Linked DNA regions of Mus musculus: region 1 is linked to region 2. Evidence: chromatin loops called from intact Hi-C (ENCODE). Cell type or tissue: left cerebral cortex. All regions are shown on one strand. Links, peaks and the distances in the headings refer to the core of each region. The heading gives the core; the rest is flanking DNA.

Region 1 (10,581 bases), core at 995-8,994, 49 kb after region 2:
TCGCACAAACTCTCAGGGTTACCCCAAAGGAGCTGTTTATTCTTTCCATGCCTCCTCTGTGAGTTGGGGTCTTTCTTGAGGAAGTTAGTGGAGTGGAAGAGCTGTAAATTACAAAGTGTACTTTACAAAGGCATTAAGTATTGATAAAAAGAACAAAAGGCATGAGTATCTGTCACTGAAGGTGACAATAGAAAAGAATTCAACATCACCCACCCCTGTCTAATCTCCTCCCTGACGGGCAGTGTATATTCTTCTGCCAAACATTTTTTTTTTAAATAGAACCAATGTAGGAAAATCAGGCAAAATAAAATGATGATCAGTCCATGTCATCATGGTTAGAGCAAAGACCTACAGTTGGCCTCTACAAGGCCAACAGGCTCATTCAAACCCTAAGACTTCCATGTACTGCCTGCATAATCTGAAAAAAAAAAAAACTTACCTCCCCAAACCTTAGTTTCCTGGAACATGAAAGACAACTTGTAATAATTGTAAGCATGCCATAGGTTGGTACAAGGATTGAATTAATATTTGTGAGATGACCGGAGTTGTTCTGGAATTATCACTTTGATATACCATCAGAATGCTTGTTGGTTGCAGTTGTTTTTAGACAGTGTCTCATGTAGCCTAAGCTGGCCTGAAACTTACTGTAGAGTCATAGATGACCTTGACCCCCTGACCCTCCTGCCTCCCCTTTTTCACTAGTGGAATTACAGGCATTGCCGATATATATGCCTAAATGGATAGACATGTGTACCATTCTCCTGTTACAAATGCGAGTTGTTGCCCATGTTTTAGCGATTGCAAATAATGTCGCGGTGAACATCTGTGTGTATCTGAGCCTGACATTATTCCAGTGTGTGTGTGCATGTTTGTGTGTGTGTGTTTAAGATAGATTTTATTTCTTTTAAAAAATTTTTTTTATATTTATTTGTGGGGAGGGGACAAATCACAGTTCACATGATGTAATGAAACTTGGTGGCAATCAGGCTTGAGCCCCCCCACCCCCACCCCTCAGTTAATTGCTCTCAGACATCCAGAGAAGTTCCTTTCCCATGGGAAATAGGGACATTTTTATAGCACCACCATAAATTGGTAAGATTTCCTTCCATTTGAAGCTAGGTGTTAAACCAGACCCTTATTCTGACCCAGAAGTGAAGTGAAAATCTAAGTCCTTCCACTTCCGAACAGAAGCATCCCAACACTTAGTTACTTGGTAACCTCAGCTTTCAGGATCTTAGAAACAAAACCAAACGAAACCCCCTTTTGCCTGCTTGTGGCTGGCCTGGCAGGTCAGTGATAAAGCCGGGTCAGCTTTCCGGAATTCTCTGTTTGCCTGTGTTGTGTTACCAAAGCACTTTGTTATCTTTGCGGTGTAAGGGCTGACTTGGAAATTCAGGCTGTCAGCTATTTAAAGCAAAAAGAAGTCCCCTCTCCACTCCTAATGAGCCTTCTGAGAGCAGGGCTTCCTACTGGTCACAATAATGTTAACTTTAAGTACTTTGAAGGATCCCTGGCAGGAAGGGAACCGAGAAGGGTGGGGCTTGCTATTCTTAAAGGCATTTTGGAAGAAGAGTTTGAGCAGAGCTTGTTTGGGGCAAACTCTTGTGGGGGATCTGAGGAGAACAAAGAGAGAGCAGCAAGTAGAGTTGTGGGGCAAGAGCAGAATCTAGATGCCAGGTTAGGGTGTCTATGTGCACCAGGAAACTAGGTTTCATAGGTAAACAGCAGTGACCCCAGGCTCATTACACCAGTGTGAGAAAGCAACAGCAAGCAGACAGCTCCCAGAGGTCAGGCGCTGAACTGAGGACTTGCATGAGCCAAGAGGTATTAGCGATGCCTGAGAGCTTTGGAATTTAACCACTTGGTTTCAAACAAATTGATGGATATGGTAGCTGCCCTGTCTGAAACCCAGTCTGTCTCAAGTAACATTGAATAGGTAATAGCAGCCTGGCGTGGCTGCTTTATTATTTCCTCCACCCTCCTGGCAGGCCTAGGACAATGGCATTATTGCTGTCCCACTTTACCGGTAAGAACACTGCGCTTTGGAGCCCTGGATGAATCAAGTGTGTTAGGGGCTTCCTTGAATCTCAGAGAAAACACAAACTTGTAATACACACTTATTAGCAAAGATGGAAATTGTCAGACTTGAACACGTCTGTCTTATTTCAGGACAGATTTAGTGAATTACTAAGTTTATGGTGGCCAGAGAGATGCTCAGTGGCTATGAGCACTTGCTGCTCTTCAAGAGGACCTGGGTGCTAGTCTCAGCACTCACGTGCTGGCTTACAACAGCCAGTAACTCAGGTCCCAGGGTATCCAGCACCCTCACCGGCTTCTGTGGGCATTACACTCATGCATCATACAGACATCTGTGCAGGCAAAACACTCTTACGTGTAAAAAACAAAGTCTCCAAAAAGGGTTTTTTTTTTTTTTTTCGTTTGTTTAATAAGACTTTATGGTATATGGAAAGGAATTCAACATACCCACACGCAGACAGAAGTGTGTTTCTTCGTGTGCGTTCTTCGTGATGTTTGGTTAAAGTTAAACAAAGGATCTGGAGATGTTGTCCATTTGGCAACGTGCACGATGTCCCCAGTACTAATTAGAGCTGAATAAAGCCCTGTTGGTACATTCCTGGGTGGTAGAAGTGGGAGCATCAGAAGTTAGATGCCGTCACCCTGGGCTGTGTGGTGAATTTGAGGACAGCGTGAGCTGCATCAGACCCTGGTTCAAACAACAACAAAAAAAATCAAACCAAGTTTCTTATATTTTCTCCAAGTTTCAGTCTACTTACATACACTGAGTTCTAGAAGGGCCACATCAGCAGTGTTTGATGTCTGAGTGACAGCCCGACCACTGTTCTGTGGGCTTTATATCACTAACCACAGTCTTGCGGAACAACAGAGGCTTTGCAGCTTGTATAGTCTGTACCTTAAATTACCTTATATTAAACATCTGAAGGATGGGCTACAACTAAGAGAACAGAAACCCCACCTGCACCCCCAAGGAGATCAATCCTGTCCTCTTGACCCAGTGAAATTTTCTCCAGAAGAGTGGACCAGGCTGGGCCACTCCTGACGACTCTGTGAGACTGGAGTGAAGCTCCGTGTGGTGTTGACAATGGCTGGCTGTTTCAGACATGGACCGGTCAGTCTTCTGTACCAATAGAGAGTGGTAGGCATGAACTACTTGGAGTCCTCAGAGGCCCGCCACCCTGGAGCTAAGGCTGACATGGTGAGCAAGGCATCTTGCATTCCTGCCGATGAGTGTTTGCACATCTTTTGGTGTGGTTCTGGAAACATGGAGTGATGACAGGAGCTGTAACATAACCCGTTGCAGTTGGCTGTACCAACATGGCCGACGCAGCTAACCCACCCGTCAGTGCGCAGAGTTACCTAAGGTAGGAAGAACCGACAAAGCTTCCAGGCCTCAAGTTGACTCTATATAATCTTGACTTCCCTAGTAGGAAGTTTGCAGATTCTGACTCTCTGTGCTTTTGGAGAAAACAGCATGCATGCAGATTCTTGTTCTCCTGGTTTCCAGTTTTCGAGTTCTGGATTTTAAGAGTACAGGTCAGCCCTGTTCGCCACATTTCCCATTAGCAGCCAATCTCTGAAACTGCCTTACTTTAAAAATTGAAATTCTGTAGCTATTTAAATCAATAGCTCTCCAAGACAACTCTGGTTCCTTCTGCTCCTATCTATATGATGAGAGCTAAAATATTTTTATTTAAAATATTTATAGGTCTTTATGTTAACCTTCTTTTCAGCCTAAATAATTCTTGTAGGTGTTTTGTTTTGTTTTGGTTTGTTTCTGCCAGTTATTAGGAGTTGATAGTTCAAAGCAGACATGACAGGAGTCATCTGCAGACTGGATAATGGTTTAAAAAAAAAAAACAAAACTCTCATTACATGTTCATTCTTTAGACTTTAAAAAAAAAAAAGTTGACAGTTGGTCCCAGTCCAGCCTACAACCTTAAAGTTTTTCCACAGGAGGAAAGGAAATGACAAAAGAGCTCCAGCTGACTGACAGAGCTTTCTAGAACACTAGCATATGTCCTGGGTCAGGACAAGTCTTTCCAAGAGGGCGGAGAGAGACAGAGTCCTGACACTGGCAAGGTGTTTGGTGACACCAATAACCTATGTGACTGTCATGTTGCATGTGCAGGTCACACACCCATCCCTGCCATGGACTCTTGCTTCCCACACCTTCCATTTCCTTCCTCCTGCAGTTTATTACAGGCCCTTGGGGTTACCAGATTTAGCAAACAGAAACCCAGAGAAGACAAAGTTCATTTGGAATTTCAGTTAACTAAGAAAGAATATTTTAGTGTGACTGGCCTAAACACCTCTTCTGACAGCACTAACTTGATTATTTACTGAGTGTTCTCCTGGATGATAGTAAGAATTCAGCAACACAGTAACTGTTACACAGTAACGCAGTGGTAAAGGCACTCCTCACCAGGACTGACAACAACTGGAGTTCAATCCCTAGAACCCAAGGAGTGGAAGAAGAGAGCAGACGCCTGCAAGCTGTCCTCTGACCTCCACACCCCGGCTGTAGCAGGTGTGCCCACACTCCTCCAAGACAAAATAAATACACCGACATAAGAAAAGAATAAACACACTGGTAACAGTTCCCCTGGGTAGAGTCTCGCTTGGGCACTGTGACAGGCAAGCAAGGCAAACATTTACTGAGCGCGAGCGGTGCCTTCTAACATCTGTCACGATATTCTCAAAAACAGTACGAGCATGTCAGCACCATCCCTCCTTTTAAAATGAACTTGGAAGCTGGGGCATAGTGACACATGCCTTAATCCCAGTACTCAAGAGGCAGAGGCAGAGGCAGGAGGATTCGTCTGTATTCAAGGCCAGCCTGATCTGCACAGTGAATTCCAGGCTAGCCAGGGCTGAAAAGTGAGATTTTTGTCTCAAAAAAAAAAATTTTTTTTTTTTTGTTTTTAATTAGGAAACTTGGGCTTATAAAGGCTAATTTATCTGAGACCACACAACCAGGAACAGGGAGCTTGGAACCAAATCCAATTAGAGACCTTGTTTTGGTTTGTATTTTCTAATTAAAATTGTTATTTTATATGTATGAATGTTATGTCTGTGTACCATAAGTGTGCCTGGACTGGCACCAACAGAGGCCAGAAAGCAGGTGTATGTGCCTAGTGCCCACAGTCCCCTGGAATCGGAGTTACAATTGCAAGCCTCCATGTGGGTGGTAGGGATTGAGCTCAGATCCTCTGGAAGAACAGCCAGTACTCTTTAGCTGTAGAGCTCAGAGGTTTTGTTTTTGAGACAGATTTGTGGCTCCCAAGCTGGCCTGGAACTTTCAGTGTAGCTAAGTGTGAAGAGTTGGACCTTTAGATCTTTCTCCCTCCACCTCAAGAGTCCTTCGATTACAGGCTTGTATGGCCAGGCCTGGCTTATGCAGTACTGGGGATGGAAATCAGGGAATGTTGTGTGCTAGGTGTGGCGGTTTGAATGAACATGGCCCCATAGGCCCACAGGGAATGCCACTATTAAGAGGTGTTGGAAGAAGTGTGTCCCTGGGGGTAGGCTTTGAGGTTTGAGAAGTTCAAGCCAGGCCTAGTGTCTCTCTCTCTCTTCCTGTTGCCTGCCCATGTAGAACTCCAGCACTATGTCTGCATGCAATCATGCTTCCTACCATGATGATAATGGACTGAACCTCAAAACTGTAAGCCAGCCGCAATTACAGCTGTGGTCATGCTGTCTCTCCACAGCAGTAGAAACCCTAACTAAGACACTAGGCAAGCACTCTACCACCTGAGCCTCATCCCTAAATCTAGTCTTAAGTCTAATTCTGAACCTGAAATTTTATTGGTACAAATAATAGGTAGAGCGCTGGTCTTTTGGTCACTTTTTAAGGTACCCCTTAGCTGCTTTTGTGTCTGCTCTGGTACAACAGGGGGTGGGGGAGACAGAAGTATGCCTCAAACCACAGTTTACTTACCAGCAAATTAGAAATAACACCCGCCTTGGGTTGATATGAAGACAAAGTAAAATAAATTAACACAAACAAGGGGAGCAAGTGCCTGGGGTTGGAATCCTGAGACGCCAGTGATTAGATTTTCCCTTTGAACCGTTCTCTGGAAGCAGAGCTGAGAGATCCCAGGAAGCTTGGAGACCAGAGGCAGCCGAAGAATGAATGCTCACACCTGGAGCCCCATGAAGAAGGCTCTTTTGTGGAGATGAAAGGGGAACCTAGCTCAGCAGAGATGCACACAATGGCTACTTAATTCTTTTTGGCTTTGTTCTCTGCTAATAGCTACCACCTGACTTGGTTTAATGTATGACCCAGACATGATTAACTGGGGTGACAGGAGAACTGGTAAGAATGGTTCAGATTCCATTAACTTAGGAGGCTAGGAGGGTCCCCGTTTGTCCAGACACTGGGCTGTTCTTAGCCCCTCCCTGCCTTGTCTTCCCTCTTTGGAACTCTATGCTCTTCTTCTTACCTGGTGGCTCAACTCCATGTCTCCAAGATGCAACTCTCTGGTCTATTGGTCCTGTTATTAGTTAGTGTGGGGCCTTGATAATTCTTCAAACATGCCTGGGCCTCTTTTCCGTCTGTCAAGTCAGGAGCTGGGACCAGTGAGTTCTGCTCGCTTACCTGGCTGGTTGGAACTGTGTATTTTTAAAATTTGGCCTATATAGGCAGAAGATGAAGGTAGTAGGTTGTTTTAGCTGCTAACAGAATTGACTCTCATCTATAAGCAGTTTTTCTAAACTGGTTACAGTAATTAATCAGAAATGGTGCAGGCAGTGGTGGCACAGGCCTTTCATCCCAGCACTGGGGAAGCAGAGGCAGGCAGATCACTGTGAGTTCAAAGTCAGCCTGTTCTACATAGTGTAGTGAGTTTCAGGACAGCCAGAACTATGGAGATAAACTCTGTCTCAAAAAAAACAAAAAACAAAAAAAAAAACAAGATAGCATTAGAATCTAGGTCCATAGCATAGTATTATGTCCCTGGTGAGGATGACGGGAAGGGAAGGGTCCTATATTTTTAAGCTAGGGATAAACTCAGTCAGGTAAAGTGAAGGCCTAGCATTCCTGAAGCTCTGGGTTCACTCCCTAGCACCATGGAAACTGTGTATGGTGGCATAAGACAGTAATCCCAGTACCTGGGAAGTAGAGGCAAGAAGATGCTAAACTCAAGGTCATTCTTGGCTACATAGAACTTTGTTGTTGTTCAGGATTAACTTCAGATAAACTTGCTTCTTACAGTCTTCATCCTATCCCATAGTGGTAACAGATATAGGTCAATGGCCAGGAATGTTATCATAAGTATTTTTATGTCGTGTGTTGTCAGGATAAGAGTTGGGCATCAGGGAAACCTGAAAGTCAGGCTGCTTGGCAGAGTTTACACTATCTGGTTTAAGGTTACACTGAAAATCACTGTGGTTGGCTTTGTCACATATATAAAACAGTTTTCAAAAACCTGAATTTGGAACTGGACATAATTATATATGCATGTAATCCTAGCACTTTGGAGATGGCCACAGGAGGATCCAGAATTCAGGGCCAGCCTCAGCTACACAGCAAGTTTTTAGGCCAACCTGGGCTACGTGAGACCCTCCCCACCCAAAATGCCAAAAGTTGACTAGACTTGGTGTATTTGGCTACAAAAAGACATGCAGTCTGTAGTTTGGTTTGATTTACTTGGAGAAATACCAAATGACAGAAGGGTAACACGTGGAGTCTTCTTATCTATGTTTAAATCCTTTATGCAGTTAATCCAGTTTAAATTAATCCAGACTTAATATAGACTTAAAAGCAGGCACTCAGCCGGGCGTGGTGGCGCATGCCTTTAATCCCAGCACTCGGGAGGCAGAGGCAGGCGGATTTCTGAGTTGGAGGCCAGCCTGGTCTACAAAGTGAGTCCCAGGACAGCCAGGGCTATACAGAGAAACCCTGTCTCAAAAAACAAAAAAACAAACAAACAAAAAACAAACAAACAAAACAAACAAACAAACAAACAAAAAACAGGCACTCACCACCCATGAAACACACATTCTGAAGAAATTCATCTGGGCCATCAGAATAAGGAAATCTGAAGCCCTTTGCTAAAAAGATCTTCCCCTTGTCAATTCTGTCCCTTCCTGTTTTTCTGTCCCCTCCTTGAGGAACCTGGGCGAGGCGATCCCACGTTGCTAAAGCATATCCCTGGAACTATAACTGCACTGTCCTTAATGTGAGATTAAGTCACTTCACCTCTTAAGTTTCAGTTTTCCCATCTGTGAAATGGGGATGATAATGTTTATGCCATGAATGCAGACCAGGGGTTTGCCACCCTGTGACTGTGGACCTTTGTCCTCAAAGACTACTTTAGAGTATTGAGTGATGGCATCATGATGTGTCACTAGAAGGTCACCCAGACTCTCCTGAAACTGCTCTTCTGGGCTGGGCACCCAGAAGGCTGGGTCAGTCCTCCTGGTCAATTCTCTTGCTTTGGATAGATGTTTCCTGTCACTGCCCACAGAACCTGTTTTGTGTTGTGTTGATTCAATTGCACCCGTTCCTCACCCACTTGATAGGTCAGACTGCTGCCTTTGTCACTCAGTGGGTTTTGAATGGGAAACACGTTTTTATGTAGGTCAGCCCAATTAGCCTGTCCCTGGCTCTGATTCCTTATGTAGCCGAGAAAGGCTTTGAACTTCTGATCAGCCTGTCCCTGTCTCCAAAGTGTTGAGATCACAGGTGTATACCAGCAGACCTGGCTCATGCAGTAGAACCCAGGACATGCATGCCAGACAGTCTTTCTACCAACTGAGCCACATCTCTGTCTTCAGAGCCTGAGTGTATTTAGTACGCCTGACTTTCTGAGCATCATAGACTAACAACCCAGTACTGTTTGCTTACTATGATGGCTTCATAACTGAGTAGGCCTTGTAGTGCCAGTGCATCATTTGAAAGATTCAGTCAAACCTAGCCAGGGGCAAGATCAATACTGAGCATGGAAATTACACAATTACACTTCCATACCACGCCAAACTGAAAACTTGGTGAGTTCGTCTTGTGTAAGGGAGGGCATGTGGTGCGTTTTTTGCCATTTTTACTATCATTTCCCCTAGGAACTAGTAAACAGATTTAGCTGAGCAGGTCTGGGGATGTGGCTCAGTTGGTAGAGCGCTGGCCTAGAGTCTGGGAAATCCTCAGCTTGACTCCTAAACTGCAGAAACTGGCTATGGTGGCCCATGCCTGTCATGTTAGGTGTAGGAGGACACCAGTGGTTCAAGGTCTTCCTAGCAAATAAACACCAGCCTGGGATATACAAGACCTTATCTAAGAAAGAGAAGAGGAGAGAAAAGGAAGGGTGTGGGGTCAAGTCCAAGGGAAGAGGATAAGAAGCAAAGTTTACTACTGAAGGCCAAATTCCACAGATTACTGAAAGAATGGGAATTTATTTATTTCCTTACCTTGCAGGGTTGGGAGTCAAGCCCAAGGCCTCAAGCACACTACTTCTGAGTCACAGCCCCACCCATGTCACAGGGATATATGTGAGGGGCAGCATTCTGTCTGCCCAATAGGAAATAGGAGCCTACCCTTTAGTGTTTAACCCCTTGGCGTTATCCACACCTGCCTTAGCAGTCAAGGAAACTGTGTTTCTAAGCAGTAACCAAGGTTCTGTCAATAAGCACATAATTTAGATAAGGTGCTAGTCCTAAACCCTGGGTCAAGCTCAGATAGTAGCTTGGTTAACCCCCATTACAACTATCTGCCAGACATGAAAGTACACTTTTCTAACTGTTAGGGATTATTAAGCGTCTCCCGTTCTTCATGAGAGGCGGGAACCTGGACGAGTTGTATGGGGTTTTAGCTAAGACAGAGAAGGGGCCCCCTCAGCAAATCCTCTGCCAGACTATGCCAAGGACTAGCAGGTATTAGGAACTAGGTCCATTCTCCAACAGTGCATCTTTGATTGTATGGAACATGGGGTTAAATAGAATCCCCAGCTGTAGGACTTTGCTTCATTCTTGGAGGCCTGCCTGCAAACCCTTCAGTTCATGTCTGATAAGTATTTGTACACTTGCAGGAAACAGGCCTCCTGTCTCAGGCTCCTAAGCTCTGGGTTTCTACGCATGGGTTCTCATGGCAAGCTCAACCAGGAAAATTAACTATTGGGTTTTTTGTTGTTGTTGTTGTTGTTTTGTTTTTAATTCACATATACATGCTTAGATGCTAATGTTAAAAGAGATCCATTTCCAAGTTAGCTTTTTAAAAGGATTTGTTTGTATTTGTGTGTTATGTGTATTTGCCCTTCTGTATGTTCATATATGAGCGCAGGTGTGTGTCCTCAGGATCCAGGAGTGGGCACCAGATTCCCCTAGAGGTGGGATTACAGGTGGTTGTAAGCCGCCCGACACAGGTGCTGGGAACTCACCTCTGGTCCTCTAGAAGAGCAGAAATCCTTCTAAACCACTGAGCCGTCTCGCCAGCCCCTCAGGTTAATTTTGTAAGGAACACGAAGCTTCTGCCAACATTTCTCCTTGGTCCTTGAATTTAAACTTGTACCTTTTTATGCACCTTGGTTCTGGGCCGTAAATGCTAAG
Region 2 (10,581 bases), core at 1,718-9,717:
CAGAGATTCCCTTGGCAGGATGGTGGATTCAGAGAGCTGTAATCGGATGCCCAGGCAGAAGCCCTATCCAGGGAGCATTGGCAGAGGCTGGTGAGAAACAGGATAGGGACCTGTTCTCTGGAAGTAGGATACAGTCAGGGGCCTGCGCATGAGGGATGAGCCCTGCGATCGGTATGGAGGGATCTATTCACAGCTGGAAGAGCTACAGATCGATTTGCTGCTAGGCCACCAGCAATGCAGGTCCTTCATCTCTCAAAGCCTGGCAAGAGAACTGCTCAGGCTGATATGTCTTCTGCCTGATGTGACCTTCCAGCCACTGTCACCTGCTGACCTCATACATTCTTTAAGAGTCAGCTCAATTGTCCCCTCTCCTGTGGCGCTTAGCCGATGGATTTCATTTTGGCAGCATTCTCCCTTTTATTTATCAGCTGAGTTAATGGCATCTCTCTTGTAGGCTCCCATGATAATGTGCTCGTGGTGTATTTCATTGAGGTTGTTACTATAGGAAAGAATTATATTTGTTTGGGACATACACTAGGAAGTCTATTAGACTCTGTGAACAAGAGAGAAGAAGAACATTGCATCTTTGTTCTTCATCCCTCTACAAAGAATAGTCAGAATTTGCTTCCTACTGTATCTGGTTTTACTGATGAGTGTGTGTGTGTGTGTGGGAGAGAGAGAGAGAGAGAGAGAGAGAGAGAGAGAGAGAGAGAGAGAGAGAGAGAGAGAGAGGGAGGAAATTCTGCTATCTGTAGAAGAACACATATTGCATCTAGCACGTAATCTGGTCCCTTGGTTGCCAACAAACAAGTTCCAATTGCAGCTAACATAGAAACATCATTGCAGGAAAATGAACAAAGCCCTCGGAGGAAACCTGGCTTCAGAGAGGGTCTGGAGAGCAGGAACTTGAGGACAGAGCCATGCACTAGATTGATACTGGCAGACAAACTAAGATCCAGACATCTTTATCACTCTACCCGTGTTAAATACCACAGTGAAAACACTGGCCTGGTCTAGCATGGGCCACACACCTACACATCAGAGTATATTCTCCCATCCTCCAAGGATAGTCCCCTGCTCAACCTCACCAATTCATATCCAACCAGCAGCCTTCTGGCTTCGCACATGTGATTTTCCTTGCAGATCAATTCAGTGTTATTGATTCAGATACAGAATTTAAGAAGAAAGTGCTGGCGAGAGAGAGAAAATCTGAATGAGAATTGGATTTTAAATAGGGTGAAAGAATTGTTATGACCTCATCAGAGTGAAAGTCCATTGCGCTTATGGTTTTTGTACAGTTCTATTCTGTGAGAGGTAGTCACTGCAGTAGTCCAGAGTGACAGAATGCCTGAATGAGAGTAATCAGCGTGTTGTGTTATGGCTGTGTATGCTGCTTCTCCTTTATGACGGGTGGTCTCTGAAGGGAAACCTGTTCATCTTCAGTGTCTTTGGATGAGAATGGTGTGATATAGTTGATCCTTTTGAGCCAAGTAGGTTGTCACTCAGTAGCCAATTCTACAGATCTGAATGTTTCTGTTTGGCAAGTACGTTCTCTAGTTCTCTTCAACCTAAAAAGTGGAGATAAAAACAATATGGGGAATTCCTACCCAGTGGCCAGCTCCTAGAGCACTCTAGGTAAATGGTTATCAATACTGTCCTTATCAATACCGTCATTACTGCCCCTAACTTCCCCGTTATCTTTCTCAATGTTTGTTGCCAATCAGGTATTCAGTGTCTGGTAAAGGTATAATTTCTAGTCATAAATAAATTCATGTCTGGCTGGCTGATGGTTGACAATGAATGTTCTGTTTTCATCGCTGTACTCTCAACAATGTACAAAATGAATCTTTTGGACAGGAGATATTCTATTGAATACAGAGTGTGATTTTAAAAGGTAAAGGAGGGATAGAAATAGAGACTCTTGGAATGGAAGGTAGGTTTGGGAGTCTTTGGTATGGCAGGGGATTCTGGGCTAGGAGATCTCTTCTCTGGGGGAGCTTCTCCCTTCTAGGCAGCTCCAACTGTACACTTTAGCTCAAGATCTATCACCTGCTCGCTGCTGCCCAGAAGTGCTGGCTTTGCTGTTTTGAAGGCAGAGAGAAAACATATGTTCATACATGTTAGTACACTAATGATGACACCAGTCTTGTTTCTCAATAAGTTTATTAACATAAATGAGATAGCTGCGGTTCCTGAGGGCTTAGCTTCCTGTACAACTGCTCACCCAGCAGCAGCTGGAGAGGCAGCCAGAAAGAAGTTAACAGTATTCTCAATAGAGTCGAAAGAGGCCAAGTCAGATGTAGCCTATTCTTCAAGCAGAGCTCTGACTTTCCGTGGCTATTCCCATGAAAGGATGATAACAGACCTGAGCCTGTGACGGTTAAACGGGAGAATACATGAGAATTCTGAGCATAGCCCAGCATATGGCGGGAGGCAGATCAACAGCCAGGATCCTGATGCTGCCCCTCCAGTCTCTTACTGGAAACCTCCTTGGGTTATCTTTATAGAGTCAAAGACTGTGGGGAGGAGCATACCTGGTTATTGCCAGGTAACAGTAGGGGTGGACTTTAGACAGAATGCTAACACTTACCATACCTAGGCATTGTACTGGCCACCCCATTTGTTGTGTAATGTCTTGTGATCACAGGAGAGCCCTCCGAGTAAAGTATCAGTAGCTCCCCCTGATACAAAAGGATCTATGTAGATCAGATGGCACATGTCACTTTATTCCTGCTATACAGCAGCTATTCTTAACCTGTGGATTGCAACCCTCTGGGATCAAATGACTCTTTTACAGGGGTCGCCTAAGACCCTCTTCATATCTGATATTTCTATTATGATTCATAACAGCAGCAAAATTACAGTTATGAGGTGGCAATGGAAGTAACTTTGTGGCTGGGGGTCACCAGAACATGAGGAGCTGTATTAAAGGGCCACAGCATTAGGAAGGTTGAAAACCAGTGCCATCCATGAATCAGAAGGACAGGGGAGAGATTTTCTTAGCAATCATAAGATTAAAAAGAAAATAGTTCACACTTAATATCTAACTTCAACTCTCCAAAGTTATAAGTTCAGCCATGACACTTACCTTGATAAAGACACAAGACTACACACCTCTGTTCATGTTAATAAACAGAGATGACAGTCTAGATTTTTCTTATTCAAAAGCCTGTTTTCCCATAACTCCTCATTTCCTTTCCTGCCCTCACACTTTTCAAAAACCAAGTCTCCCAGCCTCCATTAATCTCACTTAGCAGTGAGCTAAACCCTTTTAAGTACAAATATCCCAGATTTATTCTCCTCCTGGAGCCTCGGCCTGACAAGGCAACACACAGAGGTGCCATTTTCCAAACCATCTTAACATTTCGGTGACAACTTCTTTTACAGCCTTTTCAGCTGCATTAGTGGCTCACATATTTCATTAACAAGAAAGGAAAAAAGTAACAAAATGCCCAAGCCCCATGTGACTTCCCCATGTGACTTCCCCATGTGACTTCCCTATGGCCTGAGGAGATCATTCCCCTACCACAGTCCTCTTGTGTTTCCATTCTCACTGGTTTGAGAGCAAGTTCCTTTTGAGGACCCCAGCTGTGTGAGTTGCCCTAGGACATTATGTCCCTCCTGTATAATTTAACAAGAAGATTCTAGAACTCAAAAAAATGCCAGGGCTCAGGTTTACCTGTGCTCAGCGCAGAGCCCCAGTCCTCCCTAGACAGCTTTTAGCACTGTGTGTTGTTGAGGAAGGTTCGATGCCTTCCTCCCTTCCCATCTCAAAGCTGTCAGAACCACCCTCCCCCCCCACCCCCATCCCCCCACCCCCAGCTAAAAGGGAACTTAGAATCTGTGTTGGCTCACACACTGTACAAGGAAAATCTTAAAAAGGGCAAGGGGAATGAGGCCTGTTGTGCCCTGATTTGCATGAGAAAAGAGCAAAACTAACAGCTAAGGGGAGCTTGGCTTCCAGCCAAGGGAAACCCTAGCTCCGCAAAGAAAGGGAAAGAGCCGGCCTAACTGTAACTCTGTGTGAGATGGGGTAAGGCCTGGAGTCCCCCACCAACCCCAACGCTGGTCACTGCTGGACCAGCAGGATGCCTTGACATTCAGATGACATGGCCTGCTTGCTCTGGGCTCTTCACCGGGCTTGTGTGTTCACGGAATGAGTTGTGTGTGGGGGAGAGCACACACACACACACACACACAGTGTTTGCAGGTGGACCCCATGCTGAATCTCACTTTAACTCACGGCCTACACACAGTTAATGCTCTGTAGGCGACTTCATCTGCAGGTAGGTGTGTGGGAGCACTGAGGTGGTGTGCGACATAAAAACCAAAGCAGGACCATGTGGCTCCTTAACGCTGTCTTTGAGGAAATGAAATCATGCCAAGAGCTGGAAGTCAAGTCTGAAGGATTGAACTCCGTACACTGTCTTTCAGGTTCTACATCGAGAGCATATCCTTCCTAAAGGATAAGAACACCGTGGAGCTGTTTTTCCTGAACGCAAAGGCCTGTGTACACAAGGTAAGACACTTGTTTGTGTGTTCGTGGGATGTCTCCCCGGAGACTGTGACATGGTCTTGCCTGCCCTTTTACATCCTAACTTGGGAAAGAATACAGTCTCTCTCCTCAATATCAGCTCCCCAACCTACCCCTCCGCAACCCCTCCCCCCAACCCACTCCTCAACAGGCCCTCTCCTCAACCCACCCCATCCCAACCCCTCTCCCCTCCCCAGGCACTCTCCTCAGCCCTCCCCTCCTGGGCCCTTCTTCAGATGCCGGATGGTGAAGCGGGATAATTACACCTCCACTAAGTCACTGCTTCAAAGGTAGCCAAGGGAGGCTCCCCACGGTATGAGCAAGAAAGACAGAAAGATGGATCCCTTCAGAGTGCAGGAAGCCTCCTCGTTTTAGCATTCACCATACTTAAAAAAAAAAAAAGCAATCCCAGTTCCCGTCCAGCCTGCCAGTCCCTAAGGCCACTCCCACCTTAGCTCCAAGGAAACAGAGCTGGCAGCTGAGCTCGACTGACCACTTTCAGCAGCAGGTCGGTTCTCTTTAGTCGTGGGCCAGCTGAGGTTGTTTTCCTCTGTTTTGTTTCTGTCCCTCAAGGACGAGTTACTTTTACAAACATCAGTTAAACATTTCAGAAAAAAAAGAGAGAGAGAGAGAGGGTCGGGATTGAAGTGATACAGCAGCTAAGTTGAAATGCCTGCCTAGTTTGGTTTGGTTTCATTTGCTTCTGTATGGCCTTAGTGTGGGCCTTGGGGAGGGAGCTGGCTGGGTTTGGGGAAAGACTGTTGTTATGCAGCCCAGGCTATTTTTTTTTTAATCTTTATTTATTTGTATTGTGTGTGTCACGGTGCAGGGCTGCACACTCTAAGGCACACATAGGGAGATCAGAAGGAAGCTTTCAGGGGTGGAGTCCGTTCTCTCTTTTACATGAGTAACAGAAAACTCAAGACCCTCAGGCTCGAGTCAGCGCTGGCCTTCATACTCTGTCTCTTCACTGGAGTATTTATGCTAGTTATATATGCTATGACTACTGACAGCCCTGGTGCAGGTGTGGCACCTTCCTATGTTTTTTTATTTCTGTTGAATTTGTGTGTGTGTGTGTGTGTGTGTGTGTGTGATGTATGTATATGTACATATGTGAGTAACTATACATCCCTGCCAATGCACATGTGTGGAAGTTCAAGGACAACCTTGGGAGATGATCCTCACCTACCACCTGTCCGAGACCGTGCTCACATACTGTGTCTGCCAGACTGCCTGGCTCTTTAGTCTCCTAGCACTGTCTCCTATCCCCCGTGAGCACTGGAATTACACACAGACTGTGCCTGGCTTCCCATGAGCTCTGAGGATTAGTGCTTGCGCGGCAAGGGATTTAGCATCTCGCCGGCCTTTCACTGAGTGTTTTATGACCTCACTTTACCGCCCTGGTTGGATGAACTCTCTTTGGTTTGCTGTCTTCATGATTGCTTTTGAGTTGACGGTATACATCTTCAGCGAACCACATCTGTCTCAGGGAAGCCCCAGCATTGCACACATCCTGTGAGCTCCTTCCGTTTCTCCGTGTAGACAGTTCCCATCATGCCTCACTTTTGGCTCTGCTGCAGATACTGGGGACATCACTACTTCTGTGTGAAGTTTTGATCACCTTCAAAGATATTTAAACACTATAAAAGCATGGTTATCACTGGGGCCCCCATTTCTGTTTTGTCTTCATTCACTCTTTTCTGCCTGACTTAACTTTTCTTCCACCTGAAAGACACTGGGTAACATTCCCCATACCATGTGAGTCTGCTGGTGACTTATCCTTCCAAGCTTCTTTCTGAAAGCACTGGCTGGCCTTTGTCTTCAGTTTTTGAATGTTAGTCCATAGGATATAAAAGCATACATTGGCAGTTTTTTCATTTCTACAAAAATAATGATTCATTATGATTTTTCTTATGTTGTTGCTGATGGGGTATCTGCCGCCACACCAAGTCTTTGTGGCTCAGTGTGTGAAGTGTCTTTTTCTCCAGCTGTTTTTCCAAGTTTCCACTTGAGACAGTTTGATTATGTGTATCAATACCGTGATACAGCTTTCTTCGTGTTTCTTGTGACTTAAGTGTTTTGGGTTTCTAGGTTTATTCTTTATATTAGATTTAGAAAGGGGTGTGTATGTGGGGGGTGTGGTATTTGCGAGGTATTTGTGTATGCTTACACGTATGTGGGTCATATGTGTGCCAGTGCATGTGTGTGCATGTGCCGGTACAGATCAGACAACCTTGGATGTCTTTCCTCAGGAACTGTCTGTCCATCTTGTATTCTGAGACAGATTCTCACTAGGACCTGGGACTCAACAATTTGGCTGAGCTGGGTGATCAGTAATCTCCTTGTGACCTCTTTTTTTATGTGACTCCAGACATCTAGGTATATAAAATAGGTATCAAAATTATTGGTAACAAATCATATAGAGATTCATTTTAAAACAATTTTTTGATATATGCACACATCTTACCATTTTTTTAAAGCTAAAAGTAAATGTTCATACTACTGAAATGGATGTGTTTATTTTTATATATAGAATTCAATCTTGGCTGAAGGTTGGTTATTATAGGATGTAGGAAATCTTCAAAATTTTTCATAGTTAACTAACATTTTGGTGTTATAATTGTCAGTGCTAAGAACACTTTTTCATACAACTGTGAAATGCAGATGTAGCAGAAGTGTTGTGTTTCAAGGACATTTGAGAAATTGTTGGAAATTTGGTCCTAATCCCAAGTGAAACTCCATGAAACTCAAGCCACCTACCCAAACAGCCATGTTTAAAATCAAGTGTTCTGATACACTGCAATCCAAAGAGACACTAATTTGGTACTTCCATGCTGAGACATCGTGGTAGGGAGGTAGCACCATTCTTTGTTCTTCATAATGAAATCATTATACTTCTGCAAGTGGAGAAAAGCTTGCACGCACATTCAAAACACTCCAGTACCTAACACTCAGCGTAGGTAACTGTGGGTTGTCTGGTTTCAGGCATTGCTAGCTGGCATGTTCTTATGTAAGCTGTGCACAGGGCAAAGTATGCATGCTGTGTGTTCAGAACTGAGCCTGCAGTGATGTGGAGAGAGGCAACACAGGCAAGCACCGCCTGAAACATCTGGTTCCTCACACAGCTGACTGTGAATCAGGCTTTGGTTGTGGCATATTCAGAAACCTTTTACTGTTGCCAGATTTTTTTTCTCTCACAAACTCCACATTCAGTCATGTTACCCCACCTGGGTTTGTGGCCATAGTCTCAGGAGCTGGTACCAGGCCATTAGAAGTGACTCTAAGGCTTAAGTTGTTTCTTTGTTTTCATTTAGGGTTGAGGTATTCTGTTTTGGTTTATTTTGGTTGCATGTTTGTTGTTGTATATTTTTCCCATGTGTGCATGTCTGTGTGCATATGTGGTGGGGGGGCAGTCTATGTTTGTACGCATGTATGAGGGTTGGCATGTGTTCATGTGTACAAGTGCATGTGTGTGTACGTGCATATGTGTGTGCGTGCATACATGTGTGTGTATGTGTGTGTATGCATATTACCTCATGTCGTTTCTGTTGTTGTATCCTCGGGGGGTGTTTGAGCATTTATTATAAGAAGGATTTTTTAAAAAGAGATGTTGTACAGGTATATGTGACTACTTAACTTCAGACCATACAAAATGTAATAGTGATAGGTATTTTCCTATCCTTGGCCACATAGACTAATTTATGCCTCAGTTCTGGGTGGTCTTGGGTTGACGTCATTTTTCCTTCTAGCCATGTTTTGCCAGCCTGATGACATGTGATTGCCTGTTAAGCAATTGCTTGTTGTATCTTCTTAAAAGTTTTAAAATTTGATGTGCCTGATTTGGGTGCTGGGAATGGAACCCAGATCCTCTGGAAGAGCAGCCAGTGCTCTTACCTCTGAGTCATCTCACCAACCCCCTAGATATTACTAATTTTATCTTTTTGAACGCTACTTGCTTTTATCCACACATAAATATTCTTCGTATTTGTTTCTGGGTGCAGTCTAGTTATTAGGATGCAGTTTGCTTTTTTCCAGACTTGTTTTTATGATTTGGTAGGCAAGCCCAGAACAGAGCTCACTCTACTGTCAACTAACTGTTTCCCATCACCTGGGCAAGACTCCTGGGTCTGCTTCTGGGTACCCGGAATTCAAAGGTTTCCTAGTCTGCCTTAAGGCATCATGTACCATTTCCCATCCTGAATGAGGACCAAGCACTGTTCACTTCCAGCCTTTCATGAGCTTCCACCTTCAGGTAATCCTTCATGCAGGGTGGTTGCTAGTCTGCCCAGTACCCCCAAGCCCCATCTTGCTTCCCTCGGGGCTCTGTTCTACAGAGTCTTTTCAGTTCAGTTCTTCAATCTTCCAACTCCAACTCAGCTCAAGGTGTCTGCTGTGCTCCGTCATGCTCAGAGTCTGGAAGCCTCAGCAGTAAGTAGGGACACTATGAGACTTGGTTTGTTCCAGGCTCACTGTTTATGTTGCCAAATTCTCAAGTGTTTTGAAAACTGTTGAGATTTGTTTTGGGGGGCGAGGATGGACGTTTTCACAGAAGAGAACACATTCTATCTCTATTGCTCCGTCTCATCTGGTAGCTGACATTGTCAAAGCAGAATCTTTGGCTACTTCTATGAAAACACTCAAATGTCACCACCACCAAAACTTTACTATCACCCTCTCTTTTGGGGTTCAGAATTCCCTAATTGTTGGCTGCTGAGTCAACACTTATACCCAAATGCAGCATTTACGAAGCAGGAAACGTAGCCTGCAGCCACACTTGTTGTCCCCTCCTGTGTGGAGAAACACAGTCACCCTGGGTGACATCACTGCCTAGCTGATCACGCTCCAACAGAATGGCTTTCTCTGTCTTGTTTGTGCTGCTACTTATTAAAGCCAAGAAAAATAAAAACAAGAATGTAAAGCCTGCCGTTTTAAACTGATAGTATTTCTCTTCTGCTTTATACACTAAACTCTGCTTGAAGAGTGTTGTGGAGCAGAACTCTTTTCGGTCTGTCCCTCTGTAGCCTGTCAGTTGCAGGTCCTCCTCTCTCAATGGGACGTTTCTTATGCCTTCTCAGAGAAGTTAGAATACTGTTATTTAGAAATGGGATCTTGCCGGGAGGTGGTGGCGCACGCCTTTAATCCCAGCACTTGGGAGGCAGAGGCAGGCGGATTTCTGAGTTCGAGGCCAGCCTGGTCTACAAAGTGAGTTCCAGGACAGCCAGGACTATACAAAGAAACCCTGTCTCAAAAAAAAAAAAAAAAAAAAAAACCCAAAATAAAAAAGACAGACAGACAGACAGACAGAAAGAAAGAAAGAAAGAGAAATGGGATCTTACCATATATCCCAGACTCTTCTCAAATACAGAGCAGCTTACCTGCCTCCGTCCCCCAAATACTAGGATCACAGGCATGAGTCACCATGCCCAGCTAAAATTTACAGTTTTTATAAAACATAATATGGACTATTACGTATGAATGTGTATGAGACTGTTGTCCACATAATTATTTTTTAAAAACAATTGATAGGAATTTAGGATGGGTATTTTCTATGTAATGAGTATGCAACAGTCAAAAGACAACTTACACAATAGCGTGTTTGTTCACAGGATGGAGCGTCTGTCTGCCATCCAGTCATAAGTAATTCCTTAAAGTGTTTTGTTATTTAAGGACAATTGACATAAGGAATATCACCTGAACCATGGCCACAGCAGTAAATAAGTTCTGTGAGCACATAGCTTCAGCTGTGGATTTGTAGGTGGGTTTATTGATTGGCAAACATGAGTCAGTGGGGTTGACAGCTAGATCTCATTGCTCACTGCTACATCTAAGAGCCAGTGGGCTTCCCTTCACAGTGTGCAGGGCACATTCCTCACTCACGATGTGTTAACTTACTCTTACAGCAATTCCCCAGCTTCTTCATCTTTGCCAGAGAGCTTCCCTTGCCTTGTTTTTTTTTTTTTCCTTCCACAGAGGACAGAATGAGCCAGAATAGAGAGCTCTGATTTGCAAATACAAAGCCACACTGTTTACATATTTCATTATCAGAA

The links. Peaks named below come from ENCODE experiments on the same cell type or tissue, not always from the same donor. Only the 100,000 strongest peaks of a DNase experiment are listed, where the experiment ranks them.
Region 1: it touches region 2 in a loop (2.1-fold over the local background); 3 of 42 quality-filtered maps call a loop at or near these places.

The regions. Positions count from the first base shown.
Region 1 is chr6:97,340,771-97,351,351 of GRCm38, reverse strand. All of the region lies in intron 7 of Frmd4b (FERM domain containing 4B), which reads left to right. Among named protein-coding and RNA genes, the nearest start is that of Gm32191, 93 kb to the right of the region's middle. In left cerebral cortex, for the core only: no CTCF peak of the experiment used is centred there; DNase peaks (open chromatin) are centred at 4,625 and 8,612.
Region 2 is chr6:97,390,131-97,400,711 of GRCm38, reverse strand. It overlaps Frmd4b (FERM domain containing 4B), which reads left to right. Exons shown (of 23, transcript NM_001346637.1): 5 at 4,435-4,519. Among named protein-coding and RNA genes, the nearest start is that of Frmd4b, 92 kb to the left of the region's middle. In left cerebral cortex, for the core only: no CTCF peak of the experiment used is centred there; DNase peaks (open chromatin) are centred at 3,953, 5,013 and 7,590; H3K27ac peaks cover 1,511 bases.